2 separate regions of the Homo sapiens genome follow, and region 1 is linked to region 2. Evidence: chromatin loops called from intact Hi-C (ENCODE). Cell type or tissue: GM12878. All regions are shown on one strand. Links, peaks and the distances in the headings refer to the core of each region. The heading gives the core; the rest is flanking DNA. Region 1 holds the start of ARFRP1 (ARF related protein 1). Region 2 overlaps ZBTB46 (zinc finger and BTB domain containing 46).

Region 1 (14,704 bases), core at 1-2,500, 87 kb before region 2:
CTCCTGCAAACCCCCCGAGTGGGGCCCAGAAAGCAGGGTACCTGGCAGCCCCCGCCAGTGTGTGTGGGTGAAATGATCGGACCGCTGCCTCCCCACCCCACTGCAGGAGCTGAGGAGTGTGAGCGTGCCGTCATCGACTTTGTGGCTTTCCAGGACATCTCCATCAAGAGGCTGCAGCGGCTGCTGCAGGCCCTCGAGGCCCCGGAGGGCTGGGGTCCGACACCAAGGGCGGGCCGCGCGGCCTTGCAGCTGAAGCTGCGTCGGCGGCTCACGGAGCTCCTGGGGGCGCAGGACGGGGCGCTGCTGGTGCGGCTGCTGCAGGCGCTGCGCGTGGCCAGGATGCCCGGGCTGGAGCGGAGCGTCCGTGAGCGCTTCCTCCCTGTGCACTGATCCTGGCCCCCTCTTATTTATTCTACATCCTTGGCACCCCACTTGCACTGAAAGAGGCTTTTTTTTAAATAGAAGAAATGAGGTTTCTTAAAGCTTATTTTTATAAAGCTTTTTCATAAAACTGGTTGTAGTTGCACAGCTACTGGGAGGGCAGCCGGGGACACCTGAGCCGCCCGCTGTGCCCAGATCCCTCAGGCTGCCTGCCATCAGAACTGCTGCCCGGGGCTTCCCCTACCTCAGACAGACCCTCCCTGGGAGGATCAGTGGGGAGTGCCACCTCTGCCCCCAGTGGCTGTGGCACGTGGCAGGGGCCCCTGAAGCTCAGCGAGGGTCAGGGCCTGGGAGGGTATCATTGCTGGAAGAACAGGATGGGGCTCAGGCCAGCCCTAGTCGCCGGGGCCCACACTAACCCCCCACTTATGAATTCCTCCCACTCCCAACTCACAGGGGATTTCCCGAGAGGGGACCTGCCAAAGACCTCCTCCAGGCCTCCCATGCTTTCCGGGAAGTGAAGCTTCTCCCTCTCTGGGGCAGGCTCTGAAGCCTCCCGATGCACCCAGAGCAACCGGGGGGCTGCACCAGCCACTCGCCTCCCCAGCACGGCCAGGTTCCCGGGGCTGGAGGTCCCCCCCAGGTCCTGGGAACCAACCTGCAGAACACACACAGGGTCCCCTGGAGAGGACGCGGGGACTTCCAGGGCCCGACTCCTGTGAGTCACAGCCCCGCAGCTGCTGCGCCACCCCCACCCTGACTCATGCCCCTTCCCAGCAGCTCCTCCCAGGACCCCATGTCCTTCCCACATCCGCAGGAAGGGAGTGCCTGGACTCTCCAGGCCCACCTGGGGAGCCCCTCACCTGCCCACCAGCCCCTGAGCAGCCCAGTAACACCATCACCGTGTCCAACAGCCAGGAGCCTCCACCCTCCAGGAGGGAAGGGATGGACAGAGCCACACTCGCCGTCTTTATTTTGCACTCACCCTGGGTGACACTGGGCAGGCCGCTCCTGCCCACAGCCAGACTGAGGAAGAACACAGCACTCGGCAGGCCCAGTGGGGTCCGTGCAGGGAGGACCCCAGGACCAGCCTTACTCCCGAGCAGGGGACACAGGGCCCCACAGAGAACCCCTCCGGGAGGTTCTCTCCTGGCTGGGGGAGGGCTCTGGACCCCCACAAACACTCCCCAACTTGCGGGGCTGGGGCATAAAAACAGCCACTCCCAGCAGGCCCCCTCAGCTTTTTGCATCAGTCAGCTCCCTCCCGGGGGATTAGGGTGAGGTGAAGCCAGGCCCAGGCGTGGGGTATAGGTCTTCCCCCGCAGGCCTCAGCCCTGTCCCGAGGCTGCATCACAATCCAGGGCCCCCGCTGGCCTTTGGGAACATGGCCTGGGTCTTCCTCAAGGCAAGATCAGCCCCAGACCACTTCCGGGGTCACGGGGTCACGGGGTCACAGGGCAGAAGCCAGATGGCAGCCATGGCTGACGGGCCTCCTCCTCGATGGGGCGGAGACAGCCACGGGGTCTCCCGAGGGTCCCACAGGGCTGTCCTCATGCAGCCCAAGCCAGCCTGAGCACTGGAGCCCCAATTCCCAACCAGGTCTCCCTCAGACCCCCCAGAAAGGGCCTCGAAAGGCCGCCGCTGCGCCCTGTGGAAAGGCTGCCGCTGCAGGGCCTGGGCCAGCCGGGCTGCCAGACTCCCCTCCAAAGCCTCCGGATGCCTACGCTTTTCCAGACATAGAGGAAAGTTTGTCTTCGAGAAAACAAAGTAAATAGAAGAACCCCAAAGCAAAGCAAACCCACCCCCCAGATCAGCAGCATGGGAGCCAACAGGAGGCCACTCCTCCAGCACCAGGGGACCAGCCGTCCCGACGGCAGCGCGGCTGCGCCTACGTGATGTCCCTCTGCCGCGGCGGCCGGTGCACATTCCGCACGACACACTTCACCATCCACTCGATGCCCTCGCGCACCCCTTTGCTGTGAAGACAGCGGGTGTGAGGCGGGGGGTCTCGGTCCCCAAAGCCCCCGCAGGTGCAGCCCCCACTCACCCTGTGAGGGCCGAGCAGGCCTGGGTCAGGCAATCTCGCCTGCCGATCTTGCTGGTGCAGTCGCTGAAGGCCGTCTTGATGTCAGGGATTGAGAGGCACGTCTGGGGGAGGTAAGGCCGTGAGGAGCAGCCCCCACGTCTGGCCCTGTCCTGCCTGTGGGCCCGGGACTCTCAGAAGGGCGTATGCCCTTCACCCCAGGGAAACAGCCAGAGCTCCACCAGGGTCCCAGTGTCTCCCACAGAGACCACAGCAGTGAGGACCCTGTGCTCAGCCCGAGGCTGAACATGGCTGGTAGTGCCTGAGACAAACTAGACGTCCACACGGCTCCAAGGAGTCCACCCCCCATCCCCTCCCTGGGGGACACCCTGAGCCCCGAGGTGGGGCGCTGAGGACTGAGGCCTCCTGGGCAGTGGCGGAGGCAGGTCCCAGGGGCCCACACAGCCGGGGATGATGGAGAGGTGGGAGCCCTGCATCAGTGATGGAGGCAGTCTGCAGTCATGGTGGCTTCTGCTCACAACCACCTGCCCAGTCTTCAAAAAGCAGCCCTCCCCTCCCCTTTTCCTCCGAGGGGAGACCCCTGCCCCGTACCAGATGTCCCTCTTGTCGGCTGAGATTGTAGGGGAGGCCAGCCTTACAGGCTGGGGGCAACAGAGCCACCCCAGAGAAGGCAGGAAGTGAAGATTCACCTGGCCCTCTGGACGCCGGGCTGCTTCTGTGCAAAGCCACTCCAAGAGAACAGCTAGAACTCAGCGTGGCCAGTGCTCCCGGGGGCAGTGGCACCTCAGAGGGGTCTTGAGGGGCTGCCCTGGGGGTGGGGCTGGCACAGATGCCACCTCCAAGGGTAGCAGGAACAGGTAAGGGTCAGAGCTGACTCCCACCAGGGCCCCAGCATCACTTCTTTGAGCTCTGAGTTTCACCTGGGTGTCCCCACAGCTTGGCCACACACTCCTGAGACACGGCCGCCCTCCTGGGGAGAGGTGCCCTGCATAGCAGGAAGAGGCCTCTGGGCGCCTGCCCTGAGGTGGGAGAACCTCCAGGGCTGGCAGCAGCAGGTCTGGAGAGGAACCAGGCTTGGGAAGCTGCTGGGGGCAGGGCAGGCCTTGAGAATGGCTCTGTACCCCCTGGGCAGTCACTGGGCCTGGGGTGTCTGGGTGCACACCTGCTCCCCTTGCTGTGGGGGAGGCTGGGGACTCGGGAAGCTGCTGCGGGAGGCAGGGGTGGGGCTCACCTCCACATCCTGCTTGTTGGCCAGCACCAAGACGGGGACACCGCACAGCGCCTCGCTGGTCACCACCTTCTCTGGGGAGGGCAGGAGAGGCAGCGCCTCACACCCAGCATCCTGCCTCTGACTGCCCAGGGGCCCACAGGCGTGGACACTGTGACAGCCACTCCCTCTGCCCCCCCCCCCCCCGTCACCCACTAGGCAGGAGCACTTCTGACCAGACACTGAGCCTGCCCCAGGCACAGAGCTGCCCAAGCTGGACCTGCCCCCACTCACCATCCATCCCTCCCAGAGCAGCCAGGCCGCACTCACCAAACGCCTGCTTGGACTCAGCCAGCCTCTCCTCGTCGGTGGAGTCAATGACGTAGATGACGCCGTGACACTCCGCATAATACTGGGAGGAAGCACCAGGAGTTGGGGCTCAGTCCCCACCCTGCCAAGGGCCAGCAGAGCCAGGCCTGTGTCATGGCCACAGTGAGGGGCTCACATGAGGAAGGGGCAAGAGGGCAGCCCCCAACTGCAAGACCCTTCTGGGATGCATTCTGGGGTTGCGGGGAGATCTGGTGGAGGTGTCCCCAGACGCTGCTCCTGAGAACCTGCCGGCAACCTTTGGCCTGATGGTGGCCAAAGGTGAAAGACAGGGATTGGGCCAGGCGTGGTGGCTCACACTTATTATCCCAACACTTTGGGAGGCAGAAGCAGGAGGATCACCTGAGCCCACTTCACGGCCAACCTGGGCAACACAGTGAGACTCCGTCTGTACAAAAGCTTATGGTAATGTGCGCCTGCAGTCCTAGCTACTCGGGAGGCTGAGGTGGGAGGATGGCTTGAGCCTGGGAGGTTGAGGCTGTAGTGAGCTCTGATCACACCACTGCACTCCAGCCTGGGTGAGAATGAGAGACCCTGTCTCAAAAAAAAGATAGGGTTTGGGGGCTGGAGGAACCTAGACCACAGCCTGGCCCGTTGAGGGAGTGCACCTGTGGGGCTCTGTGCCAGCACCTCGCACAGGGAGGGAGTGTGGCCATGCGGATAAGACTGACCAGCGCCATCTACGAAGCGAGCCTTCCCTGCCAGGACAGGGCCAGAGTCACTGAGCTCAGACCTCTGCAGCCTGGGCTGGTCAGTCCTGGGCTCGCTGGCAACACTCCTGGGCAAGACAGGGCACAGCCCCTGCAGCCTCAGGTACAAGTGCTGAGCCCTGGACCAGATGAGTGCACCTCTATCTCAATCAGAAAAAAACACAGCAAACTCCGCGTCCACGTGGAGCAGACAACAGCTCACATTTGCCACTTTGCCTCCAGGCTGTGCCAGCTCTCCTGTCCAGGCATGAGTGCCCAGAGACCTAGAACTGGATGCTGACCAGGTAGGACAAGCTGGTGGTCAGTGTGTTAAGACACACACACCCGAGAGCATGAGAAGCCAGGAGGCACAGCCCAACTCTCCGAAATCCTTAGGGTGTCTGAGCAGGGAGTACCAGACAACCCCATCCCAGTGCCAGACAAGCTTGTGCACCTGCACTTCCCACAGAGGAGAGAAGCCTGTGCACCTGCACTTCCCACAGTGGAAAGGAGGAGGCCCAAGGCCAGGCCCCCCCACCCCCAGGAACTTCCCACAGTGGAGAGGAGGCCCAAGGCCAGGCGCCCTCCAGGGTTCTGCAGGTAGCGAGGCCCCCCCACCCCCAGGAACTTCTCTGGCCTACAGACAGGTCCCACACAGAGGCCGCCAACCCCTCAAGGGACCCTGCAGTGTGCCGGCTGTCTGCTGCTGACACAAGGGAGCAGGCGGACCCTAAGGTGGAGACCTCTGTGGCAGGAGGGGCGGCTCTGTGGAGGCTGCAGCAAGCCCAGTGAGAGAATCTCCACGTGGCTCCTGGGGCTTCTGAGCAGGGTGGCAGAAGGTTCATGTGCAACCGGGTCCTGGACCATGGGACCACGTGGCCAGAGCCACCCATCACACCTACCAGGCACAAGGTGCACAGCCCAGCAGGGCCGCAGTGGACGGGAGCGACACCTCAGGGCTGAGTGCGGGCAGGACCCAGAGCCCCACGCCCCAGTGGAGGCGTCACAGCAGTGGTCATTGTGGGGTGCCCCACAAGGAGGGGGAAGAGGGAGGTGTCCAAGCGTGGCTCCTGGCTGGCCAGCTGACCCCAGTGGAGCAGTCAGAGGGACTGTGGGTCTGAGTTTTTCTCCCCAGCAGCAATGGGAGCTCCCCAACTGCAAAGTGCCAGCCAGCCTGAGAGACTAGTGTTACAGCAAAGAACCCAGGAGCTGAGGTCCTGGCACATGCCACACATGTGGACACCAACCCAGGGTCCAGCCCCAGGACGAGGCCAATTCGCAATGACGCCCCTTTCTGTGGTGCTGGCTCTGCACAAGGATGCAGGATACAGGAAACCAGGGTGGGAGCAGGGGCCTCCCTTCCGGTCCCTCCCAGTGACCTAGGGGGGTCCCTGCAGCTGATCCTCCCAGCTCTGAGCTCAGCAGGGTCAGGGGTCCCGGCCACTAGAGCAGCACATACTCAGCAGACACGCTGAATGACGAGCCACAGCTGCCTCATGGGCATGACTTGCACCTCATGTCTAGGAGACCCTGGTGGGCAGGAGATGGGGCTGCCATCCCACAGCTGTCCCACAGCTGGGGACCCAGGGAGCCACTGGCCCCACCACGGTGGTGTCTGGAGAAGGGCTCAGACTGCCAGGAAGTCGCACCCCAGCAGAAGTGGTAGTGAATTGGGAGGGCACTCAAGGAAGGGCTGTGCAGCCCCAAGACCAGCAGCAAGGATGGGCTACAGTGGCCCCCTTAAGTCTCCCTCTTCCAGTTTCGCCTTAAGAGAGGCCCTCAGGACCTTGGAGGAACCCCTCTCCAACGTGGAAGTGTGGGTCCACATAGGGCTGCAGCTGTGGCCAGTGCAGGCATCTCTGGCCCCACTGTATTCTTGCTTCATGTTGGAGAACACTGCACCAGCAGATGGTCTCATTTTGGTTTCTGTGGGACCCACTTTGGCTGCAAAGAGCCACACTGCCAGGTCACACCTGCCCAGGGCAGCCCACACTGGGGACCCACCAGGCCATGGTGTGAAGTCCCGGCCAGCCTGGCCCCACATGGCACAGCATAGCCAGTTCTCCTCCAGGGCTCCCTGCTGGGCCAACCACAGCTCTGTGGATCCTGCTGCCTGAGTCGACCTCTCCTCTCCCGTCCTCCCTGCCTTCCTGGTGCCGACCCCCAGTGTGCATCCTGTACCTCGACCTGTCTCAGCATCTGTGCCTGAGACACCGGCCTGTGACAAGATCATCATCATCTGTGTCACTCCCCAAGCATGCTGCGCACTGGACACACAGGCCCTGACTCAACTTGTCCTGTCTGACTTCAGTGGTCCTACAGGATCTATCAGAGATCACTTGGCCATGGGAGAAATGTCTTCTTGGCTAGAAGTCACAGCAGGAGGGGACACTTTGGGGGCGCCTAGGAAAGGGGAACTAGGATCAAAAAAGAGATCAGGACCTGGGCACTCAGCTCTAGAGATGGCATCAGGGCAGCCAAGGCACTGGGGACACCCCACACCCACTGTGCCAGCCTAGGGCAGGGAGCCCGAGGAAGCCACAGGCTCTGCCCTGCTCAGTGCTGGACTCAGTGCCTGGCCCAGGCTGAGAAGGAGATAAACTGCAGCCTTGGGGGTGTGGGGAAGGGGCACCACACTGGGATCTCAGAAATGCCCAAAACCTGTGTCAAAATAGGAGACTGCCGCTGTGAGACCCTGAGGAGTCTTCTGGTGATCATGGAAGAACAAATGTTAAGCTAGAACTGAAGGAACCTCATCAGGGGAGAGGCAGCCATCCTGCCGTCCCCACATCTGGTCTTTGCCATTTCTGTGTCCTGTGGTGGTCAGCAGCAAGGTCTCTGAGCCGAAAGGAGGCACTCACTTTGGAGGAGTGCAGGGTCCCCAGGTCCCCACACTTTGTCTTGTCCTGACTGAGAAAGAAACAGACTGCCCTGACCTCTCTGACTTGGCCAGCGAGGTTGCCCTTAGGCTCAAACCCAAGCCAGGGTTTGAACATTCCCAGACACTTGTAAGATGTTTAGGTTGTTAACATAATGTTCAGGTTTCAAAACATTGAAAGAAACTAGCCCCAGCCCTGAACCCAGATCCCCCCCGGCTTCAGGCATGACCAGTGAACACGCCCTTCTCTCACTGGTCACCTGAGGATGCCGCACTCTGTCAACAGGTTCCCCTAATACATGCTCTGATCTGATCGCCTTGGCATTTAGTGATTCTTTCCCTGGAATTCTCCACTGGCCCCATCGCAGGGAACTCCCAAGTGGGAAACTCCCCTACCACCACTTTTGGGGCAACTTCAGCTAAGGGTTCAGCTGGGACAAAACAGGGAGCCACTCGGGAACCTGGGACAGGACCAGAGAGAAAACCCGAGGGACAGAGTGGGTAAGGAAAACTGCTGAGGAAGGGCCCAAAGGGCACTCTGGAAAGAAGTGGCACTGGAGGGCTGGGGTGGGGGTGGTCCTGGCCAGGGAGTCTTACCTTGTCCCACAAAGACTGCAGCTCTTCCTGCCCTCCTAAGTCCCAGAACATGAGCCGAGCCTTTCCCACATCCACAGTGCCGACTGGGGAGAGGAGGAAACAGGCAAGGCTCATGACCTTGGTCCTCGACACACCCAGTCCCAGCTCTCCCAGGGGATGGGGCAAACCATGCTGGTGCCACTCAAATGAGACTTGAGAGGGGCCCGACAGGGCTGTGGCCACGGGCCAGCTGGACTGTGAATATCACGGCATCCTCAAGGCCCCAAACCCACAGCCTGCTATTGAGACCCTTACTGTTTAGGCCCACGGTGGTGGTGATTTTGGATAGACTCATCCCCTTGTAGTTCTTGTTAAATCGGGTTTTCGACTGCTCCAGGAAGGTCTGAGGAGAGAGGCAGAGGCGAAACACATCAAGGAGGGGCTATACTGGCTTCCAAATATCCTTACTCAGGTCTGTTCTTTAAAAGACAGAAACAGAAACAGAGCAACACTCTGCTCTTCAGGAGGCTGGTGGTGACTATCCTGCCGTCTCAGGTGAAATTTGGCTTCCGTCTGGGTAGTGAACGTGCAGCTGACAGCACAAAACCGAAGGGGGCGCCGCCAGGCCGTGGGAAAGGTGCGCGCAAGGGCGTGGGCACTCACCGTCTTCCCAGCATTGTCCAGGCCCAGGATCAGGATGCAGTACTCGTCCTTCTGAAACATGTACTTGTACAAGCCCGACAGCAGCGTGTACATCCTGCCCTGGGCACCCCAACATAGGTCAGTGTGCAGCCAGAAAGCACCTCCCCTCCCCCGGGCTTCTCCACGGTGGTCAGTGGCGCCCCACGTCCAGCCGACCGCTCAGGACGAGAGCCTGGGGGCCATTCCCGACTCCTCGTCCCTCTCCCACCCCGTCCCTCTGTAACTTCTCCCAGGTCAGCCGCCACTGTGTCCTGCTCACAGCAATGACTGCGACCTCTCCGCATACACATCGGTTCCGGCCCCTCCCCTGCTCGCGGGACTACCCAGCCGGGTGTTCACAGTGAGCTCAGCCGCGCTCCCGCCCTCCCCCGAGGCTTCGCTCCCACGCTTCACGCGCGCGGAACGGGGAACACACTCGCTGCAGCCCCGCCTGGGCCACGGCACCCTCGAGCGCCAGCCCCGCGCCCCACCCGGGAGCAGCGAGCCACCGGCGCGCTCCCCAGGAGCCCCTGCAGGCGCCGGGTAGGGACGCCCCATCACCCCATTTCTTAAAACGGGGACGGCCCTGGGGGGAGCGGACTACAGGGCGGGTGAGCAGCGGCGCGGCTGCTCCTGGAGTGCACCTGGAGGCGGCGCGCGGCTGGCAGGGAACGACTGCGAAGGAAGAACCTGGGTCGCGGCCCCCGGCTACGTCCGCCCCAAGCCGCCGCCGCCAGGTCTGAGGCTCCCCGACAAGCAGCCAAAGCTGGCTCCTGTCACACCCGCGTCCCACCTCGAGTCCTGGGCCGCCCCTCGGGCCTCGCGCCTCACCGCACAGCCTGCGGCCTACCTGCGTCCGCCGCGCCCTCGGAGCCGCTGCTGCTGACCCCCGCTGACCTCCGCTGACCCCGCGCTAACCCCGCGCGGCGCCTGACGGGACGCGGGCCGGCCTCAGGGAATGAGCTGAACCGCGTCCCAGCGGCCTCCGCGCTCCGCTTCCCGGCTGCCCCCGCGCGCCAAGCACTTCCGGAAGCGGCGGCGCTCGGGAGGAAGTGCCGATCGGCTGCTGGGGCGAAAAGGGGGCGCCGGGCCGCTCTAGCCGGTGAGGCCGGCGGGCTCTCTGTGGCTGCGGCTGGGAAACCGCGCGGAGGAGGTGCCCGGCCGGGGACCAGGTGGCCGCGGTTTGCGGGGACGCGGCCCTGGCCAGACAGAAGAGACGCCGGGCGGGGGGGCGCGGCCGGCCTGGAAGGCGGCGGGCGCGGCGGGTGGGCTCGGCGGAGGGTGAGGCGGCGGGGCGCCCCGCGGGGAAGGGGCTCCGGAGTGACGCGGGACCCGGCTAGCGGCGAGCCCACGGCGGCTCGGAAGGGAAGCGCGGAGCCTGAGCGGGGGTACCCGGGCTGCGACCTCTGCGCTGGGAGCTGTGCCTCTGAGCCGGTGTCTCCCCGAGGGAAAGGGGACGTGCCCGTGCCCGTGCCCGCCCTCAGGCTGTGGGGTCGGTCCCGAGACGCGGGGCTCAGCTGGCTTCTCTTCTTGCAGCCCTGGTCCAGCGCCTCCCTCTCTCAGCATGGACGAGGAGAGCCTGGAGTCGGCCTTGCAGACCTACCGTGCGCAGCTGCAGCAGGTGGAGCTGGCCTTGGGCGCCGGCCTGGATTCGTCTGAGCAGGCTGACCTGCGCCAGCTGCAGGGGGACCTGAAGGAGCTCATCGAGCTCACCGAGGCCAGCCTGGTGTCTGTCAGGAAGAGCAGCTTGTTGGCCGCGCTGGACGAAGAGCGCCCGGGCCGCCAGGAAGATGCTGAGTACCAGGCTTTCCGGGAGGCCATCACTGAGGCGGTGGAGGCACCAGCAGCGGCCCGTGGGTCCGGATCAGAGACCGTTCCTAAAGCAGAGGCGGGGCCAGAATCTGCGGCAGGTGGGCAGGAGGAGGAAGAGGGAGAGGACGAGGAAGAGCTGAGTGGGACAAAGGTGAGCGCGCCCTACTACAGCTCCTGGGGCACTCTGGAGTATCACAACGCCATGGTGGTGGGAACGGAAGAGGCGGAGGATGGCTCGGCGGGTGTCCGTGTGCTTTACCTGTACCCCACTCACAAGTCTCTGAAGCCGTGCCCGTTCTTCCTGGAGGGAAAGTGCCGCTTTAAGGAGAACTGCAGGTAAAGCCCTTTGTTGTCAGATGCCAACCTTAGGGGCGTAAGGGGCACGCACACAGGGTCGGGTCAGGATCGGCCCTCCCTTTGCTTTGCAGTTTTGTCTCAGCTTCCTGGGGCAGGCGTGCTTTGACAGCTGTGTCTGTGTTCAGGCGTCTACGTCTTCCTTCTGGGGTGAATCAAGAAGCATGGAAGGAGGCCAGGCGCGGTGGCTCACGCCTGTAATCCCAGCACTTTAGGAAGCCGAGGCGGGCAGATCACCTGAGGTCAGGAGTTCAAGACCACGCTGGTCAACATGGTGAAACCCCATCTCCTTAAAAACACAAAAATGAACCGGTCGTGGTGGCGCGCACCTGTGGTCCTGGCTACTCAGGAGGCTGAGGCAGGAGAATTGGTTGAACCCAGGAGGCCGAGTTTGCAGTGAGTGGAGATGCAGCCACTGTACTGCAGCCCGAGCAGCAGTGCAAGGCTTATGTGGAAGAGAGTAGGTCTCCAGCCTATCGTCAGTTTTTTTTTGGTGGTTGTTTTAATTTTTTTTGAGACAGGGTCTTACTTTGTCAACCAGGCTGGAGTGCAGTGGCATAGTCCTGGCTCACTGCAGCCTGGACCTCCTGGGCTCAACCGATCCTCCTGCCTCAGCCCCCCTAGGAGCTGGGCTACAGACTCACGCTACTACACCCAGCTAATTTTTATATTACTATAATTTTTTATCTTTTTTTTGAGATGGAGTCTTGTTCTGTTGCCCAGGCTGGAGTGCAGTGGCGTGATCTCGGCTCACTGCAAGCTCCGCCTCCCGGGTTCACGCCATTCTCCTGCCTCAGCCTCCCGAGTAGCTGGGACTACAGGCGCCCGCCACCATGTCTGGCTAATTTTCTGTATTTTTAGTAGAGACGGGGTTTCACCATGTTAGCCAGGATGGTCTCAATCTCCTGACCTCGTGATCCGCCCACCTTGGCCTCCCAAAGTGCTGGGATGACAAGCGTGAGCCACCGCGCCTGGCCTTTTTTTTTTGGAGACAGAGTTTCACTCTCCTCACCCAGGCTGGAGTGTAGTGGCGCAATCTCAGCTTACCGCAACCTCTGTCTCCCGGGTTGAAGTAATTCTCTACCTCAGCGTCCAGAGTAGCTGGCATTACAGGCGCCCGCCACCACACTGGGCTAATTTTTTGTATTTTTAGTAGAGTCGGAGATTCACCATCTTGGCCAGGCTGGTCTTGAACTCCTGACCTCGTGATCCACCCACCTTGGCCTCCCAAAGTGCTGGGATCACAGGCGTGAGCCACTGCGCCTGGCCCTGTTGTTAGTTTTATTCTCTAGAGTTCAACTTTTAAATTTTACTTTCATGGAGATTTTCAAACATACCCCAAATTAGAGAGTTTAGCATAATCACCGCCCACGGTCCATCATCCAATGTCGTCATTTATTAATATTTTCCCAGTCTCATTTTGTCTGTTCTCCCTGCCCTATTTTTTTCTTTCCTGGGCCATTTTAAAGCAAATTCCAGAAGTTACTGGTTTTTTCCAATTATGAATACTTCATAGTTGCATCTCTAATCTAACTGATTAGGAAATTACTTAAAAAGTAACTTTTTGGAAGTCCAAGTCCGATGTGAGGACAAAAAAGAGTAACTTCTGTGTCATAATAGGTAACACATTTAATGGTAATACCTCTTCCATATTCAAATATGAACAATTATTACTGTAATGTCTCTATTTCCCTAAGCGCATAGCTTTATTTTTCCTCCTTTTTACTTTTCTCTTAGAAGAAATATTTACCAAGCCTTCTAGTAGGTAATTTTCTTTTTTAGCCAATAGTTCAGGCTGACCGTGTAACCATCCCTAGTTCTAGTTCTAGTTCTTTGAATGTCTTCCTTTTTTTTTTTTTTTTGAAACAGCGTCTTGCTGCTCTGTCACCCAGGCTGGAGTGCAGTGGCACAATCTCGGCTCACTGCAATCTCCGCCTCCCTGGCCCAAGCCATCCTCCCACCTCAGCCTCCCTAATAGCTGATACTACAAGTGTGCACTGCCACGCCCAGCTAATTTTTGTATTTTTTGTAGAGACGGGATTTCACCATATTACCCAGGTCTCGAATTCCTGATCCCTTTGATGAGAGATCTGACACATCCCTGTGGTGCTCCCTCTGGGCCAGGCACTGCTCCAAGGGTTTCATATACTTTCATTCATCTGTGCAACAGCCCTGTAGGTAGGCCCTGCAGTCACACCATCTGACAGAGGAGGAAACAGGAGTAGAAGAACTGAGTGGTCCAGGGCTTCAAGGCTCAGAGGGCTCCGGTTGCCCCCAGCCCTCGTTCCGTCCCCTGCTCCACCCAGTGCTGCTTGCCATGTCGGCATCAGGCCTGATCTGAAAGCTTCCGGAGCATCTTACAGACGTCCACCTTGCCACCATTCAGGACTGATAAGTTCTCTTGGATTTGCGTTGGACCTTTTTTTTTTTTTTAAGATGGAGTTTCACTGTTGTTGCCCAGGCTAGAGTACAATGGCATGACCTCCACCTCCTGGGTTCAAGGGATTCTCCTGCCTCAGCCTCCCAAGTAGCTGGGATTACAGGCGCCTGTCACCACGTGGTGCCCAGCTAATTTTTATATTTTTAGTAGAGGCAGGGTTTCACCATGTTGGCCAGGCTGGTCTCGAACTCTTGACCTCAGGTGATCCCGCCTTGGTTTCCCAAAGTGCTGGGATTACAGGCATGAGCCACCACACCCGGCCCAGGATTTCTTTATATATTCTGGATATCATCCCTTATGAAGTATATAGTTTGCAGATATTTGCTCCCATTGTTTGGGTTGTCTTTTCACTTGATATAGTGTCCTTTGATGCACAAACATTTTAAATTTTGATGCAGTGCAATTTATTGTTTCTTTATTGCCTATGTTTTTGTCATCAGGTTTAAGAAACCACCTCATCCATAGTTATGAGGATTTTCACCTATGTTTTCTTCTAAGAGTTCTGTAGTTTTAGCTGTTAAATTTAGGTCTTTGATCCATTTTGAGTTAATTTTTGTATATGTTATTAGGTGAGGGTCCACTTTATTCTTTTGCATGTGGATTTCCAGTTTTCCCAGCACCATTTGTTTAAAAGACTGCTTTTTCTCCACTGAATGGTCTTGGCACTTTTGTCCAAAATCAATTGGCAATATATGTAAGGGTTTATTTCTGAGCTCTCTCTCCTGTTCCATTGGTGTATATGTGCCAGTACCACACTGTTCTGATTATTATAGCTTTGTGATAAGTTTTAAACTCAGGAAGTGGTAGTTATTCACCATTTGCTCCTCTTTTTCAAGTTTGTTTTGTTTCTGGATCCTTTGCAATTTCATATGAATTTTAGGATCGGCTTGTCCAATTCTGCATAAAAGACAGTTTGAATTTTGATATGGATTGCATAGAATGTGTAGATCTGTTTGGGGCACATTGTCATCTTTACAATATTAAGCCTTCTGGCTGGGTGTGGTGGCTGACGCCTGTAATCCCAGTACTTTGGGAGGCTGAGGCGGGCATATCACTTGAGGTCAGGAGTTCAAGACCAGCCTGGCCAACGTGGTGAAACCCCGTCTCTACTAAAAATAAAAAACAAATTAGTCGGAGGTGGTGCACACCTGTAATCCCAGCTACACGAGAGGGTGAGGCAGGAGAATCGCTTGAACCTGGGAGGAGGAGGTTGCAGTGAGCTGAGATCATGCCACTGCACTCCAGCCTGGGTAAC
Region 2 (15,506 bases), core at 4,714-7,213:
AAAATCGCTTGAACCAGGGAGACAGAGGTTGCGGTGAGCCGAGATCACACCATTGCACTCCAGCCTGGGCAACAAGAGTGAAACTCCATCTCAAAAAAAAAAAAGACAGATAAAAGAAATTCTCATTAATTTTATGTATATAGTAGTTAGCAAGGTAACTCAATGGATAAAAGACAGGTTTCTTAGCAAGCAGCACTGGAACAACCTTATAATCCTATGTAAAAAGTGAACCTCAAGCTGATCTCACGCCACATACAAAAAAACCAACTTGAATCATGGAGCTATGCGTTATACTTAAATTGATAAAAACTCAAGAAAAACCATAGGAGAAAGTCTTTGTTGGCTGGGCACGGTGGCTCATGCCTGTAATCCCAGCACTCTCGGAGGCTGAGGCGGGCGGATCACGAGGTCAGGAGTTCAAGACCATCCTGGCTAACATGGTGAAACCCCGTCTCTACTAAAAATACAAAAAATGAGCCGGGCGTGGTGGCGGGCGCCTGTAGTCCCAGCTACTCGGGAGGCTGAGGCAGGAGAATGGTGTGAACCCAGGAGGCAGAGCTTGCAGTGAGCCGAGATTGCACCACTGCACTCCAGCCTGGGCGACAGAATGATACTCCGTCTCAAAAAAAAAGGATCCTCCTGAAGAGACACTGTTAAATGAAAAAAGGAGGCCATGCACAGTGGCTCACGCCTGTAATCCCAACATTTTGGGAGGCCAAGGCGGGTGGATCATGAGGTCAGGAGTTCAAGACCAGCCTGACCAACATGGTGAAACCCCATCTCTACTAAAAAAAAAAAAAAAAATACAAAAATTAGCTGGGCGCGGTGGCGGGTGCCTGTAATCCCAGCTATTCAGGAGGCTGAGGCAAGAGAATGGCGTGAACCCAGGAGGCAGAGTTTGCAGTGAGCCAAGATGGTGCCACTGCACTCCAGCCTGGGTGGCAGAGCAAGACTCTGCCTCAAAAAAAAAAAAAAAAAAAAAAAGAAAGAAAAAAGGAGCCAAAGGCCAAGAGAAAATATTTTCAAAGCACATACTTGATGAAGGACTTGGAACGAGAACACCTAGGAACTCTCACCACTCAGTAATAAAAGATGGGCAGAAGATCTGAACAGACACTTCCCCAAGGAAGAGACCCAGATGTGGAGCAGGTGCCCGATGCTCATCACCGCCAGCTGAGCCACGACACTCACTCGGCCAGAGCCTCACGGTCACCACGTAGACAGCCCAATCGAAACACGGCAAAAAGACCTGGACAGACACTTTACCAAAAAAGATATATGAATGGCATCATCCGCCATCAAAGAAATGCAAATCAAAGACCATAGAGAAGCCAGGTGTGGCGTCTCACGTCTGTCATGCCAGCACTGTAGGAGGCCGAGGCAGGCGGATCACCTGAGGTCAGGAGTTCGAGACCAGCCTGGCCAACACGGCCAAACCCCGTCTCTACTAAAAATACAAAAAATCAGCCAGGGGTGGTGCTGGGTGATTGTAATCCCAGGTACTCGGGAGGCTGAGGCAGGAGAATTGCTTGAACCTAGGAGGCAGAGGTTGTAGTGAGCCAAGATCGTGCCATTGCACTCCAGCCTGGACAACAGAGCGAGACTCTGTCAAAAAAAAAATAGAGGCCGGGCGCGGTGGCTCACGCCTGTAATCCCAGCACTTTAGGAGGCTGAGGTGGGCAGATCACAAGGTCAGGAGATCGAGACCATCCTGACTAACACGGTGAAACCTCGTCTCTACTAAAAATACAAAAAAAATTAGCCAGGCGTGGTGGTGGGTGCCTGTAGTCTCAGCTACTCAGGAGGCTGAGGCAGGAGAATGGCATGAACCGGGGAGGCGGAGCTTGCAGTGAGCCGAGATGGCGCCACTGCACTCAGGCCTGGGTGAAAGAGCAAGACTCCGTCTCAAAAAAAAAAAAAAGAAAAGAGGCGTGGCGATTTTCACCAAAATCCCCGGCTACTGTATGCAAACCCCCAGTGGTGAGCCAATGACTCCTGCAGAGACGCCCAGGCTGCAACCCCCGAGCCGTGGTTTTGCCACCTTGTGGCAGAACGACTCCGCAGACCTGATTCGGTTCAGGATCTCACGATGAGTCCTGGATGAGCCACGTGGGCCCTAAACGGACCCACCAGGGCCCCGTCAGCAGAGAAGGAGGCAGGAGGGTGACAGAAGCGAGGATGGGAAGGGGCAGGAATGATGTCGGGCCACGAGCCAAGGATGCTATGGCTTCCAGAAGCCAGAAGAGGCACATGGACTCCCCTGGAGCTCCAGGGGATGCAGCCCTGCCGGCTGCTTCAGACTTCAGAGAACCGTGAGACAAAACGTGCATTGCTCTGACAATAAGTCTGGTCATTTATTACAGCAGCCATCAGGAGCCAGGTGCTTGCCAAAAGCACAAAAGCCACAAAAGACACCTGCAGGAGAGCCTCACAGCCCTGAGCCTGACACCCAAACGCCCACATCCAGACAACCACAGAACAGGCTGCAGCCACGCCCCATGCCCCACGACCCACGCCCCACACCCACAGGTGAGGAGCAGTGTTGCTGCTGGCTGCGGCCGTGAGTCCCTCCCACACCAGGACAAGGAGCAAAGCCAGAGATGCAAGGACACCCTGCCGAGTGGCTGCGTTAAAAGTTCAGTTGGCCAGGCAGTGGCTCACACCTGTGATCCCAGCACCATGGGAGGCCCAGGCGGGAGGATCGCTAAGCCCAGGAGTTTGAGACTGGCCTGGGCAACATAGTGAGATCCCGTCTCCCGTCATAGTGAGATCTACATCTCTATAAAAAACATTTTTAAAAATTAGCCAGGCGTGGTGGCGCACGCCCATAGTCCCAGCTACTCAGGAGGCTGAGGTGGGAGGATCACCTGAGCCCAGGAGGTTGAGGCTGCCGTGAGCCGAGATTGTACCACTGCACTCCAGCCTGGGCAAGAGAGTGAGACCTTGTCTTAAAAAAAACAAAAAACACAGCTGGGCGTGGTGGTTCATGCCTGTAATCCCAGCACTTTGGGAGGCTGAGGTGGGTGGATCACAAGTTCAAGAGATTGAGACCAGCCTGGCCAACATGGCAAAACCCCGTCTCTACTAAAAATACAAAATATCAGCTGGGCGTGGTGGCACGTGCCTGTAGTCCCAGCTACTCGGGAGGCTGAGGCAGGAGAATCACTTGAACCCGAGAGGCAGAGATTGCAGTGAGCCGAGATCGCGCCATTGCACTCCAGCCTGGCGACCGAGCGAGACTCCGTCTCAAAACAAAAACAAAAACAAAAAATACTCTGTCCAGTGCCGAGTGCAGAATTTTTTTAAAAATAAAACAAAAACAAAAAACAGCACGTTCCTGTGAAGGGTGTTATTGTCTCTGTCCCCGTCACCAGCTGCTCCCCAACAGACTGTAATGTGATCAAAGCTGATTGCAGGTAATTCTGTTCATACCTGAAAGCAAAAACATCTAGAGAAGGCGCAGCTGAGTTCTCAAGCTTCCCAGGACAGGACTGAACAGGGGAGTGGATTAAAAGAGGCCAAGCCAAGCATCTCCCGAGCAGCTGTGGGATCGGGGTGCGGAGCCGGACGCCCTTCCCACCCCACTACTGACCAAAGCACATGATGTCATCTTTTGGTTGAAACCCTTCCACCCAAAAAATAAAAAGACCATCCCAAGTGCAGGAAATTTTCTTCAACAGAACAATCAGATCTGCCGTGCTGCTGAAACAGGCTGTGAAAGGTGTTCAGGAGGCGAAACATTGTTCAGGAGGCCAGGTGGGGGAACCTCACATTCCGTCGGGCACCAGGAGGGCCGAGATGCCACGCACACTCAGGACAGGAGTCCCTGCAGGGACGTAACCTCAGAGGTAACTCCCTGCCCTCGTGTGATCAGGACGGCTGAGACCGTGGTGGGGGTCCTCCTCCCCAACCTTCGTGGAGAGAAAGAGGGAACACCAGAAGGGGACACAGCCACGGCCCCCTCCGCTCACCAGTTCCTGCTTTATCCCCAGCAAAGAGCTCTGGGGGCGGTGAGGAGCTGCTGTCAGCACAAGGGAGAGAAACCCTGAGACCCGCCGGAGGCAGGCCGGCCTGGTCCAAGAAGCAGCTCGAAGACCACCCTACCCTGAGAGCTGGGACCCTCACTCCCCTCCCGGAGCAGACAGGAGGCTTGCAGGCAGTGCTAGGCACCCGAGAGGCCATTGTCCCCCATCTGGAGCTCCCGCAGTTCTGATGTACGCTTAAAAATCCCAACATGTCAAGCTCCCACCTCACCAGGGTTCAAGTACACACTTCACAGAACACACAGATCCTCCTGTAGCAGCACCGCTTAGGCATGTGTGGGGCCATTTAGTTGGGGCACCTGGGCTGTTTCTTTACCATCTTCTCATGCAGTAGCTACACATCCACTTTGTCAAGGCCTCACCAGTCACCTCTCAGGTCCTTACTGTGCTCCCTCCGCAGATGAGAAGGAGACGCCAGGGCCTGGGGAGGCACGGGCCTGCCTGCCTGCCCCATAGCTGCAAACATGAATCTGAACATTTTAATGCTATTTCCCACAAGCTCTCATAGAAGTGAACTGCTGTAACTCAGAAATAAATTTCAAGGGATACTGTTTCTTGGAAGCTGCTCAGTTAGAATGAATTTGGCCTCCCTGCCTAGAAAATCACTCTTAAAAGCAAACAGGCCTCAGGGTCACCAGGGGCCGGGATGATGCACAGAGGGGTTGGGGCATCGGCGTCGAATGATCCACGGTGACCACTTGACATGTGTCCTTAGAAAAGAGACTTTGTGGCCGGGCGTGGTGGCTCACGCCTGTCATCCCAGCACTTTGGGAGGCCGAGGCAGGCGGATCACGAGGTCAAGAGATCGAGACCGTCCTGGCCAACATGGTGAAACCCCGTCTCTACTAAAAATACAAAAATTAGCCGGGCGTGGTGGTGGGCACCTGTAGTCCCAGCTACTCGGGAGGCTGAGGCAGGAGAATGATGTGAACCTGGGAGGTGGAGGTTGCGGTGAGCTGAGATTGCACCACTGCACTCCAGCCCGGCAACAGAGCGAGACTCAAAAAAAAAAAAAAAGAAAAGAAAAGAAAAAGAAAGAAGGAAAAGGGACTTTGTGGCCCGGCACACTGGCTCACGCCTGTAATCCCAGCACTTTGGGAGGCTGAGGCGGGCGGACCGCTTGAGGTCAGGAGTTCGAGACAAGCCTGGCCAATATGGTGAAACCCCGTCTCTACTAAAAATACAGAAATTAGCCGGGCGTGGTCACGGGAGCCTGTAATCCCAGCTACTCGGAGGCTGAGGCAGGAGAATCACTTGAACCCAGGAAGCGGAGGCTGCAGTGAGTCGAGATCACACCACCGCACTCCAGCCTGGGTGACAGTGACGCTCTGTCTCAAAAATAAAAAAAATTTAAAAAAGGGCCTTTGCTTCTATAAATGGGATGAAAATTAAAAATCCTCTTCTCTAAGATAGAATAAATCTTTAATGGAAACAAACTGACCTCCATGGGATCATGATCTACTTCCAAACCCCAAGCTTCCAAATCCCAGCCTGAGGGCTCAGACGGAGGACGCAGCTCAGGGAGTCACTGGCCGCCACAGCGTGGGCAGAACCATCCTCCATCCTCACACAGCTCACAGCCTTGTGTCCTCATCTTAGCAACTCGGAATAATCTAATGGAAGAGTTTCACAGTTGCCTTGGAAACCCAAGGGATTTAAGACTCTAACAAAAGTACACAGCCAAAATCACTTGTTGGATTCTAAAAACACCTTCTGCTCGACAACTGCATTTAAAGCATTCAGCCCACAGGCTTAAGGAGTGCACTATTTCTCAGTGCCTGCATCGACTCTCATAATACAAAGGCCTCCAGCACGGGCACCTGCCAGCGAGTTACGTGCACGCACAGGGAGGTGGCCTGGGACCACTGGGAGGGGCCTCGCTGTGCTGACAACGGACCCTGCAGCGCATCTGTAAACATCAGAATAAACCCCCCAAAGCCGTGTCTCTTGCCAGGGACCACTGCTTCTCAGATTTTAGTTGGAGCTAGTGGAAGATTATAAACAGTTACAAGCAGATGGAAAGGCCACTGGCCCTGACCTGCTGCCTGTACACTCTCCACACGCACAGCAGCACATAGAGAAACGATTTTCCCAACTGCTAATGTCTGGAGACATTTTTGGTTGTACCAACGGGGGATCCAAAGGCAGGTGCTCCTGGCATCTGTGGGTGGAGGCCACGGCTGCTGCTAACATCCTGCAGTACCCAGGACAGCCTCACGATGGAGCACAACTCAGCCCGAGGCTGAGTTAAACCAACTGCTGTTTTTTGTTTGTTTTGAGGTTTTTTGATTTGTTTTGTTTTGTTTTGAGACAGGGTCTCAACCCTGTCTCCAGGCTGGAGTGCAGTGGCGCGATCTCAGCTCACCGCAACCTCCGCCTCCCTGGTTCAAGAGATTCTCCTGCCTCAGCTTCCTGAGCAGCTGGGACTACAGGCGCGCACCACCACGCCCAGCTAACTTTTGTATATTTAGTAGAGACGGGGTTTCACCATGTTGGCCACGATGGTCTCGATCTCCTGACCTTGTGATCCGCCCGCCTTGGCCTCCCAAAGTGCTGGAATTACAGGCGTGAGCCACCCCGCCCGGCCTCGGATAACTTTTGTATTAGAAATGGGATTTCACTACTTTGCCCAGGATAGTCCCAAACTCCTGGCCTCAAGGGATCCTCATGCCTCGGCCTCCCAAATTGCCTCCAAAAGGGATTTTGGGCCTGAGCGACTGCACGTGGTCACCAACTTTTACTGAACATCCAGGGTCTGGCCGTAGCTCAGTGCAGGACGCACAGCAACAACAGATGAGAATGAATAAAATCTACATTGTGTCAAAGTAGAACAGCATTTACCCGCAGGTGGGGTAGAGGCAAGAGGAAGGTACTGTATGACGGATACAGTTTCCCTTTGGGATGATGGAAAAGTTGTGATCGCAGAACTTCATGCGCCACAGAAGGGCATTTTGGTCAGGGATGGACCACAGATAACCACTGTGGTCCCGTAGATTAGAACGCAGCCGGGAAATTCCTGTCACCTGGTGGCGTGACAGGAATAGCCATCGCCATCCTAGCCATCGCCATCCTAGCCATCGCCACATCCTAGCACAACTTTAAAAAATCAGTTTAGTGTAGGCCACGCCAAGTGTTTATAAAGTCTGCAGCAGTGCACAGTTCTGTCCTCAGCCTTCATGTTCCCTCAGCACTCGCTCACCCAGGGCAACCTGCAGTGCAGCAAGCTCTGTGCATGGCAGGGGCCCTACCCAGGCATGCCGTTATCTTGTATACCCTATTTTTACAGCACCCTTTCTATGTTTAGACACACAAACACTTCCCATGGTGCCACAGCTGCCTGCAGTGCTCAGCACCGTAACTAACACTGGCAGGTTTGTGCTGGGCCTATAACCGGCTGCACTTTCTAGTTTTGTGACGGGCGCTCCATGACGCTCCCAGAGCAACAGAATCGCCTAGCGATGCGTTTCTTGGAACCTATCCCTGTCATCAAGCAACGCGTGACTTTAATGCCAGTGAAATGTACATTTGAAAATGGTTAAAATGGTAAGGTTTACATTATGTATGTTCTACCACAATGATAAAAGTTAACGTATTATCGAGCTGTGTTCACTCCCGGCTCTCGCAGATCTCTCAGCGACGGAGAGGAGGGACCAGGGTCAGGAGAAGAGGCCACACCCGCCCTGCCCAGGAAGCCCTCCAGCCAGGGGGGCAGGCAGCGTCTCCCACTGCGCCACCCACACACGGCATCTGCGACATTTTTCAGGGCCTCCCACCCTGCGGCTTGCTGTCTTTCGTCCTCCTCTGTCCACTCACGCCCTCCCACGTTCATTTCCAGGCTTCATCCTGGAGGAACCTCCCCACGGGCAGCACCTGCTAGGACACCTCCATTTCTTCTTTCCTTTAATTAAGAGACAGGGTCTGGCTCTGTCGTCCAGGCTGGAGGGCAGCAGTGCAATCACGGCTCACTGCAGCCTGGACATCTTGGGCTCAAGCCATCCTCCCGCCTCAGCCTCCCAAGTAGCTGAAGTACAGGCACAGGCAACACCACACCCAACTCCAAATATCCTTCCTTGACTTGGGCCACAGCCTGGGGAAAAGAGCAGAGGCCAAATCCCCACAATTATTATTAATATCACATGCCCAGCACCATGAATGGTGGCCAGTATTCAGCAAACATTTAATTTATTATTTACAAATATGGAAGACACATAAGGGACAACCATTCAGGTGGTGACGTCCAGCTTCAACAGAGCTAAGCTCAGAGCCCCTTTGCAGTGAGTAATAGGCAGGACCCAAGGGGAGACCCTGTATCATGAGGTGTAAGAAAAAACATCAGCCAGGCGCGGTGGCTCACACCTGGAATCCCAGCACTTTGGGAGGCTGAGGTGGGTGGATCACCTGAAGTCAGGAGTTCGAGACCATCCTGGCCAACATGGTGAAACCCTGTCTCTACTGAAAATACACAAATTATCTGGGCGTGGTGGCACGTGCCTGTAATCCCCAGCTAATCGGAGGCTGTGGCAGGAGAATCACTTGAATCCGGGAGACAGAGGTTGCAGTGAGCCGAGATCACGTCACTGCACTCCAGCCTGGGCAACACGGTGAGACTGTCTCTTTTTTTTTTTTTTTTGAGATGGAGTTTCGCTCTTGTTGCCCAGGTTGGAGTGCAATGGCGCGATCTCGGCTCACCACAACCTCCGCCTCCCAGGTTCAAGCGATTCTCCTGCCTCAGCCTCCCAAGTAGCTGGGATTACAGGCTACTTTTCTGTATTTTTAGTAGAGACGGGGTTCTCCATGTTGGTCAGGCTGGTCTTGAACTCCCGACCTCAGGTGATCCACCCACCTCAGCCTCTCAAAGTGCTGGGATTACAGGCGTGAGCCACCACACCTGGCTGAGACTGTCTCAAAAAAAAAAAGAAAAAGAGAAAAGAGAGGAAACAAACATCGCCTGTTGGCTTCAACAGCAGAACCCACAGGTGTCAGCAGACACAAAATCCACTTGCCGGGAAAGGCTGCTTCTTGGCTGTAACCTCTCAGGTCCCCAGGTCAAGGCAAGCTGAGCCACCAAGGACAAAGTACATTCACATGGTGTTTCCATTCAACATTCACTATAGCAACAGTGACCAAAGGCAGAAGTCCAGGATGAAAAGCCTGGAGCTGAAGGCCACCCTGGCAAGCGGCCAGTCGAGTTACCCCAGTCAGGGCTCATGGGAGGGTCCCACAGGCCAGGGGAAGCCGACCCTGCAGGCCACGCCCTCACCAGGGCTGAGGGGTCCCCTCCCGGTGTCACCCACCCCCCGGCTCACGTCCCTGTGGCTTCAGAGGGGCCCAGCCCAGGCAGCCCCCGTGTGTGGGTGACACCAGTGCCGTGCTGATGGGGACAGATACACAGGGTCTCCAAGGGCCCTGGTGATGCCCTGCCCTTTGAGATGCATTGGCTGCATTCCCAGCGGTCACGACAACCTCCTGTAAGAGGAAGTGACCCTAGAAAGCCACCAGTGTGAGCCTGGACATGCGTCACTGCCTCCGCACAGCACGCGGCCGTGAGGCCTGGACACACTGGGGCAGCTGAGCCCCCGTAACGAGTGAAAGGCTTACTTGAGTCTCGGCTGCTGAACGGCCACCCCGACGTCGGCAGGAAGGACGGCACCGGGGAGCTGGCCCGGCTGTCATCTTCCACCTGCTGTGTGATGTGCCGGACGGTCTCTTTGTTTTTCCGATTCTTCCTTCGGCCCGTGGGCTGCCAGGCATCACCAGCACTCTGCTCTGAGAAAGAGTTCTGTACTGCACCGTCCTTGGCAGAAGGCAGCTCGCTCCCTCCGTACTGAGACGGTGAAACCTGCTCTTCCTTGATGCGCAGAGGCCCGTAGCCCACGTCTCCAGGCCATAGAGGCTGTGAAGAAACATCATCAGGGCCATCGGCCTTGGGCTCCTGATCCTCTTTCCCGTAGCTGCTCCCTCCGTCGTGACAGCTGGCGATGGCCGAGTCTCCGGAAGAATTGGCAGGACTCGTTCGCCGTGCCAGCCACGGGGAGATGCTCCTCCCAGCCATCACGGCCGAGATGAGAGCTTCCGTGCTGCTGCTGGACGAGGCGCCGATCTCGAACTCCGCAAGCTCATCTGAGGCGTCCGACTTGATGCTGATGTCCAGCGCCGCCTTGATGAAGTCGTGGCAGGCTTGCACGATGTCCGTCATCTGCAGGAAGCTGGCGGCTGACATCACCTCGATGACGTTCCTGCTGGTGAGCGCCAGGTGCGCTGAGTACATGAAGTCGATGATGGCCTTGAAGCCCTGGGCCGTGACGATGTCCAGGTGCGTGACCGTGGCCTGCTCCGACGTCTTCTGCACCTGGCAGTAGAGCGTCTTGAAGTAGCGGCTGCTGCCCAGCAGGACGTTCTTGTGCGCCTTGAAGACCTTGCCCTCCACGACCACGCAGACGTCGCACAGGACGCCGTGCTGCCTCTGCTCGTTGAGCTCCCGCAGCAGGTGCCGGTAGTGGGACGTGATTTCCATATCTTCCTTTCGGTTGTTCATTTGGAAGCCCTGGTGTCGCCTCTTCTACAGACTCTGTGGAGGTAAGAACAAGAGTTACCCAAGCTCAGCACAGACAGAGGCCGTGAGAGGACGCCGGGCGGGGCGCAGGAGGGCCATGGGGCACAGAGTGCGGCCAGTGGGAGGACGACCCACGCGAGAGCCCATCCACAGGTGTGCAGCGGGAGGCCTGTGTCTCCGCCTGAAGCAGGGCAGCAAACACCGGAGGGCACCAGTGCGTCCAGGGTGGGACGTCTGCCACGTGTTTCCGTGCTCGAGGCTAATGGGGTTCTGAACAGAATCCCACATACGGCAACTGGCATATCCCAGGAACGATGAGAACACCCAGCCGTGGCTGAGCAACTCTTACCCAAACTGAGAACTCGGTTAAATGACCTACACTGTGGCCATCCCTCACGCTTGAAGAAACATTCTTAAGGAAAAAGAATAAAACTTCCAGGCTGGGCGCGGTGGCTCATGCCTGTAATCCCAGCAATCTGGGAGGCCGAGGAGGGTGGAGCACAAGGTCAGGAGATCGAGACCATCCTGGCCAACATGGTGAAACCCTGTCTCTACTAAAAATACAAAAAAAGCAGCTGGGCATGGTGGCGGGAGCCTGTAGTCCCAGCTATTCAGGAGGCTGAGGCAGGAGAATGGCGTGAACCCGGGAGGCGGAGCCTGCAGTGAGCCGAGATCGCGCCAGTGCACTCCAGCCTGGGCGACAGGGCGAGACTCCATCTCAAAAAAAAAAAAAAAAAAAAAAAACTTCTTACACAAAAAACCACAGAATAAGGAATTAAAGCATTCATAGCCTTAGTCCTGAAAATTTCCAAAACTCTGAGCTCAAACGAGCTGAAGTCTTCTGGAGGAGGGAGGCTTCCTGGCTTAGGCCTGGGTCCCTGCCCAGCACTGGGACAGGGCAGGAGGGAGCTCAGGCCCTGCGGCTGCCAGCGCCCTGGACGTCTGAGACACGACTGGTCTCTGGGTCCCCCTCATCAGAAGACAGCCCTGCCTCACAGAGTCACAGGACACACAGAATCATTTCTGAATTGGGTACACCCCGTCCCGGAGTCTCTCCTGTCTCTCCTTAGACTCAGGGATGTGAGTCCTCCGCCTGTTCTCGTCTGCTGGGGCCGCCCTATCAAGCCTGGGAGGCTCAAACAACAGAAACGTATTCTCAAGTCCAGAATCAGGATGTCGGCCGAGCTGGTGCCTGTTCCAGCCCCTCCCCCAGCCGGCGTTCTGTGTGGAGGCATCGCACGAGCTCTGCCTCTGTCTCAACACGGCTTCTCCCGGTGTGCACGTCTGTGTCCAAATGTCACCCTTTCACAAGGACACCAGTCGTCCGGGAGTAGGGGCCCACCCCCACGGCCTCATCTTAATTAATCATATCCACAGTGACCCTGTTTCCAATAAGGTCACATTCTGGGGTCCTAGGGGGCTAGAACTTCCACAGACAAATCGTAAGGGGACACGTTCACCCCACAGCCCTGCCTGGGAAAGAAACAGTGGTTGGGTCTCTCCCGTTACAAACCCCATTCTCCAGCTGATAAGTCAAGTAGGACTCACCTGAAATGCTAAATGTGTTTAATAGGAGAAAACTAAGCGAGCGTGGGAGTATTACATGTCCTTCCGGCAAGGAGCCCCCACATGCAGCCCTCATGGGGGACGGGGTCGGGGGCTCAGCAGTTTTGTATCACACACTCCTGGGCTCCGACTGGTTACGACATACACACCTTCACTTAGTCATGACAGAATATTTTCTTCTTTTTTTTTTTTTGAGACGGAGTCTCGCTCTGTCCCCCAGGCTGGAGTGCAGTGGTTTGATCTCCGCTCACTGCAAGCTCCGCTCCCAGGTTCATGCCATTCTCCTGCCTCAGCCTCCCGAGTAGCTGGGACTACAGACACCCGCCACCACGCCTGGCTGACATTTTTGTATTTTTAGGAGAGATGGGGTTTCACCATTTTGGCCAGGCTGGTTTCAAACTCCTGACCTCAGATGATCCACCCGCCTCGGCCTCTCAAAGTGCTGGGATTACAGGCGTGAGCCACCACGCCCAGCCTAAAATGTCCTGAGAAAAGTAATTATTCTGTCTCACATTTCACAGGCCGGGAAGATGAGGTAGAAAGGAGAGAGAAGCTTTTGTGCCTGTCTCTGCCTTCAGGGTCCTGGGCCATCCCCTCCTTGGATGGTGTGGGGTTCCCAGGCCCCCACAGCCGGTGTTGCCTGCCGGGAGACGCGCTGCAGAAGACCGGGCCCAGCCTCCCCTTCACTTCCTGCCCGCCGGGCACGAGGGCTGTGACGGCGGTGACCGCTGACCATTACAGGAAGGGCCTCAAGCCCCCAAGATGCCAAGACCAGGCCCCCGCCTGACTCCAGGTGCTGCCTCAACGGCGGCAGAGAACAAAGGCCCCATCCCGCCCCACACTGGCCCCGGGCTTGAGGGCTGGAGGCAAACGCGTGTGGGTGCGAGCAGAACAAGGAGCTGCCGAAAAGGAAGAGATGACATTCGGAGCAGGCTGTGGGGAGGGGGTCATGTGCTGAGGCCGCCCAGTGGTTCTTGACCGGAGAGCATCTCAGAGCCCCAGGAGGGCAGGGCAGGTGTCCCACCAGGCACAGCTTCACCCAGATTAACTAGGCATCGGGGAAGTGACCAAAACACACTTCAAACCCAGGAAAACAACCATTCAATCCCGAAGCTGGGGGGTCCACAAGTGACACCTGGCTCCGGGCCACGTGATGGGAACCGTCAAAAGCTCCAGGCACCCTGTATCCAGGCTAGGAAGCTGACCGATCATATTTAATTTCCTACGTGAATAAAACGTCTCTTTATTCATCAGGAAAACAGAGCCTGTAAGAATTAAGGAGAACTATGAAAACAACAACAAAAAAAATGCCAGAGATTTTATAGAAGCAGCGGCTACCTCACAACGGTCCACACCTCCACGTAAGATTTTATAGAAGCAGCGGCTACCTCACAACGGTTCACATCTCCACATAAGTTCAACTTAAATCAAAAGTTCTGAAATACATTTAATAATGTATTTCAATCCAATCAGGGCAGCTTAAAATCAGTTATATACTCAGAGATTTTATAGTTAAAAAAATAAATAAATAAAATTTTCATTTGGGAAAAAAGTTATCTGTCAGGCCAGGCGCGGTGGCTCACGCCTGTAATCCCAGCACTTTGGGAGGCCGAGGCGGGTGGATCATGAGGTCAGGAGATCGAGACCATCCTGGCTAACACGGTGAAACCCCGTCTCTACTAAAAATACAAAAAATTTGCTGGGCGTGATGGCGAGTGCCTGTAGTCCCAGCTACTCAGGAGGCTGAGGCAGGAGAATAGCGTGAACCCGGGAGGCGGAGCTTGCAGTGAGCTGAGATCGAGCCACTGCACTCCATCCAGCCTGGGTGACAGAGCAAGACTCCGTCTCAAAAAAAAAAAAAAAAGTTATCTATCCACTAAAAGGAAAAAAGTAACAATCTTTTGCAGTGGCACGATCTCGGCTCACGGCAGCCTCCAACTCCTGGGCTCAAGCAATCCTCTTGCCTCAGCCACCCAAGTAGCTAGGACCACAGGTGCACACCCCAATGCCTGGCTAACTCTTTCATTTTTTGTAGTGACAGGAGTCTTGCTTTGTTGCCCAGGCTGATCTCAAACTCTTGGGCTCAAGCGATCTTCCCACCTCGGCCTCCCAAAGCACTGGAATTACAGGCGTGAACCACCACACCCTGACAAAAAACGATAATCTTCAAAAGAGATTAGTCAGCTACGGAAATATTAAGAATACACATAATCTCTCTAAGCCCAGAACAGGGAAGTTCTAGGAGAATATTTGAATTTACATTTCAAATTCAATAATCTCTCAGCATCAGAAATCTGCTCGTGGGGCCACGTCAACCCCACTGTGGTAGAAGAGCAGCTGCAACCCCAAAACAGAAGCACCCGGGGCTACTCAGGCTCGACACGCAAGCAGCGGACTTGAGCTCACAACCCGTATTCTGTGTGGGAAGCACCTGCCCTGGCCTGGAGGAGCACAAGATCTAACGGACACACCCCTGGCCACAGGACACACCTGTGGGCAGACAGCTGCATCCACAGGACACACACCTGTTTGCTGGGCACACCTGTGGCTGCGGCAAAGGCTCACAAGCACTTGGTACATCTCAGGTCCCCGTGTGGCACCCCCGTGCGCGAGGTGCCCCTTCAGAGAGGAGCTCCCGATCCACACTGGGGCACAGGTGCCAAGTCTCCAAAGAGTGGGTGCTGCGGGCTGCAGGGACCAAGGGGCACCCGCGGCTGCACTGATGTCAGGTTGCCCAATAGCTACCCTAGACCCTCAGAGGGACGCCGCCTCTGCTGTCTCCTCCAAACACCGCCTCAGCTTTTTCTGAGGCTTCTTGGTATCTGCTTTACTTATATATCACGAATCTCAAGATCCTTCCCTTCAAACAGAATCGCTTATGAAACGGGCATCAGCATAACCACTCTGGTGACCACAACAACCTGAAGCCATGCTCCAAACTCACAAGCCGCGTCACCGTGCAGGTGCTGGGGGCACAAACCCACGCATGGCTCTGCCTCAACCGCCGACAACCAGGTGCACGGGACGCTGCGCAGTTACACCGTGCAGGCTCTGCCCCAGGTGCACAGGACGCGGTGCAGTTACATTGTGCAGGCAGTGAGGGGGGCTGCGTGGGGCCTGTCCTGCCAGGCAGGCAATGCGCCAGCACACTGTGCTTTTGGGGGCTATTTCAAACCCCAATAGCCACCAGGAGAGGGAGAGGTGGTCTCCACAGTGCACGCTAACGAACTGAGGGCCTCAAAACCAGCACAGCTGGGAGGGATTCAGCGGCGAGCCTGTGCTTCTAGGTCCAAAGCCCGGGTGCTCCCACCCATCGTGCCGTCCTGTGCTGGCACCAGGTCGGC

What was found. Hi-C counts contacts between places; a loop is a spot of excess contacts. Peaks named below come from ENCODE experiments on the same cell type or tissue, not always from the same donor. Only the 100,000 strongest peaks of a DNase experiment are listed, where the experiment ranks them.
Region 1: a loop joins it to region 2, with 6 times the contacts of the local background. A loop is called at or near these places in 14 of 110 quality-filtered maps.

What each region holds. Positions count from the first base shown.
Region 1 is chr20:63,698,174-63,712,877 of GRCh38, forward strand. It overlaps TNFRSF6B (TNF receptor superfamily member 6b), which reads left to right. Exons shown (of 3, transcript NM_003823.4): 3 at 107-511. The coding sequence ends at 390. ARFRP1 (ARF related protein 1) reads right to left here and starts at 9,803. Exons shown (of 8, transcript NM_001267547.3): 1 at 9,694-9,803; 2 at 8,826-8,924; 3 at 8,478-8,565; 4 at 8,184-8,266; 5 at 3,963-4,044; 6 at 3,657-3,727; 7 at 2,429-2,529; 8 at 474-2,357. The coding sequence starts at 8,918. The coding sequence ends at 2,270. RTEL1-TNFRSF6B (RTEL1-TNFRSF6B readthrough (NMD candidate)) reads left to right here. Exons shown (of 38, transcript NR_037882.1): 38 at 107-525. It overlaps ZGPAT (zinc finger CCCH-type and G-patch domain containing), which reads left to right and starts at 9,866. Exons shown (of 7, transcript NM_181485.3): 1 at 9,866-9,945; 2 at 10,380-10,991. The coding sequence starts at 10,408. RefSeq lists enhancers at 729-778, 1,019-1,198, 1,269-1,318, 1,367-2,248, 1,389-1,468 and 2 more and silencers at 9,079-9,128, 9,219-9,458, 9,879-9,938, 9,979-10,138. In GM12878, for the core only: no CTCF peak of the experiment used is centred there; DNase peaks (open chromatin) are centred at 889 and 1,118; H3K27ac peaks cover 1,359 bases.
Region 2 is chr20:63,780,180-63,795,685 of GRCh38, forward strand. ZBTB46 (zinc finger and BTB domain containing 46) reads right to left here. Exons shown (of 5, transcript NM_001369741.1): 2 at 9,642-10,611. The coding sequence starts at 10,578. Among named protein-coding and RNA genes, the nearest start is that of ZBTB46-AS1, 20 kb to the right of the region's middle. RefSeq lists an enhancer at 2,161-2,220. In GM12878, for the core only: a CTCF peak has its summit at 6,265; a DNase peak (open chromatin) is centred at 6,292.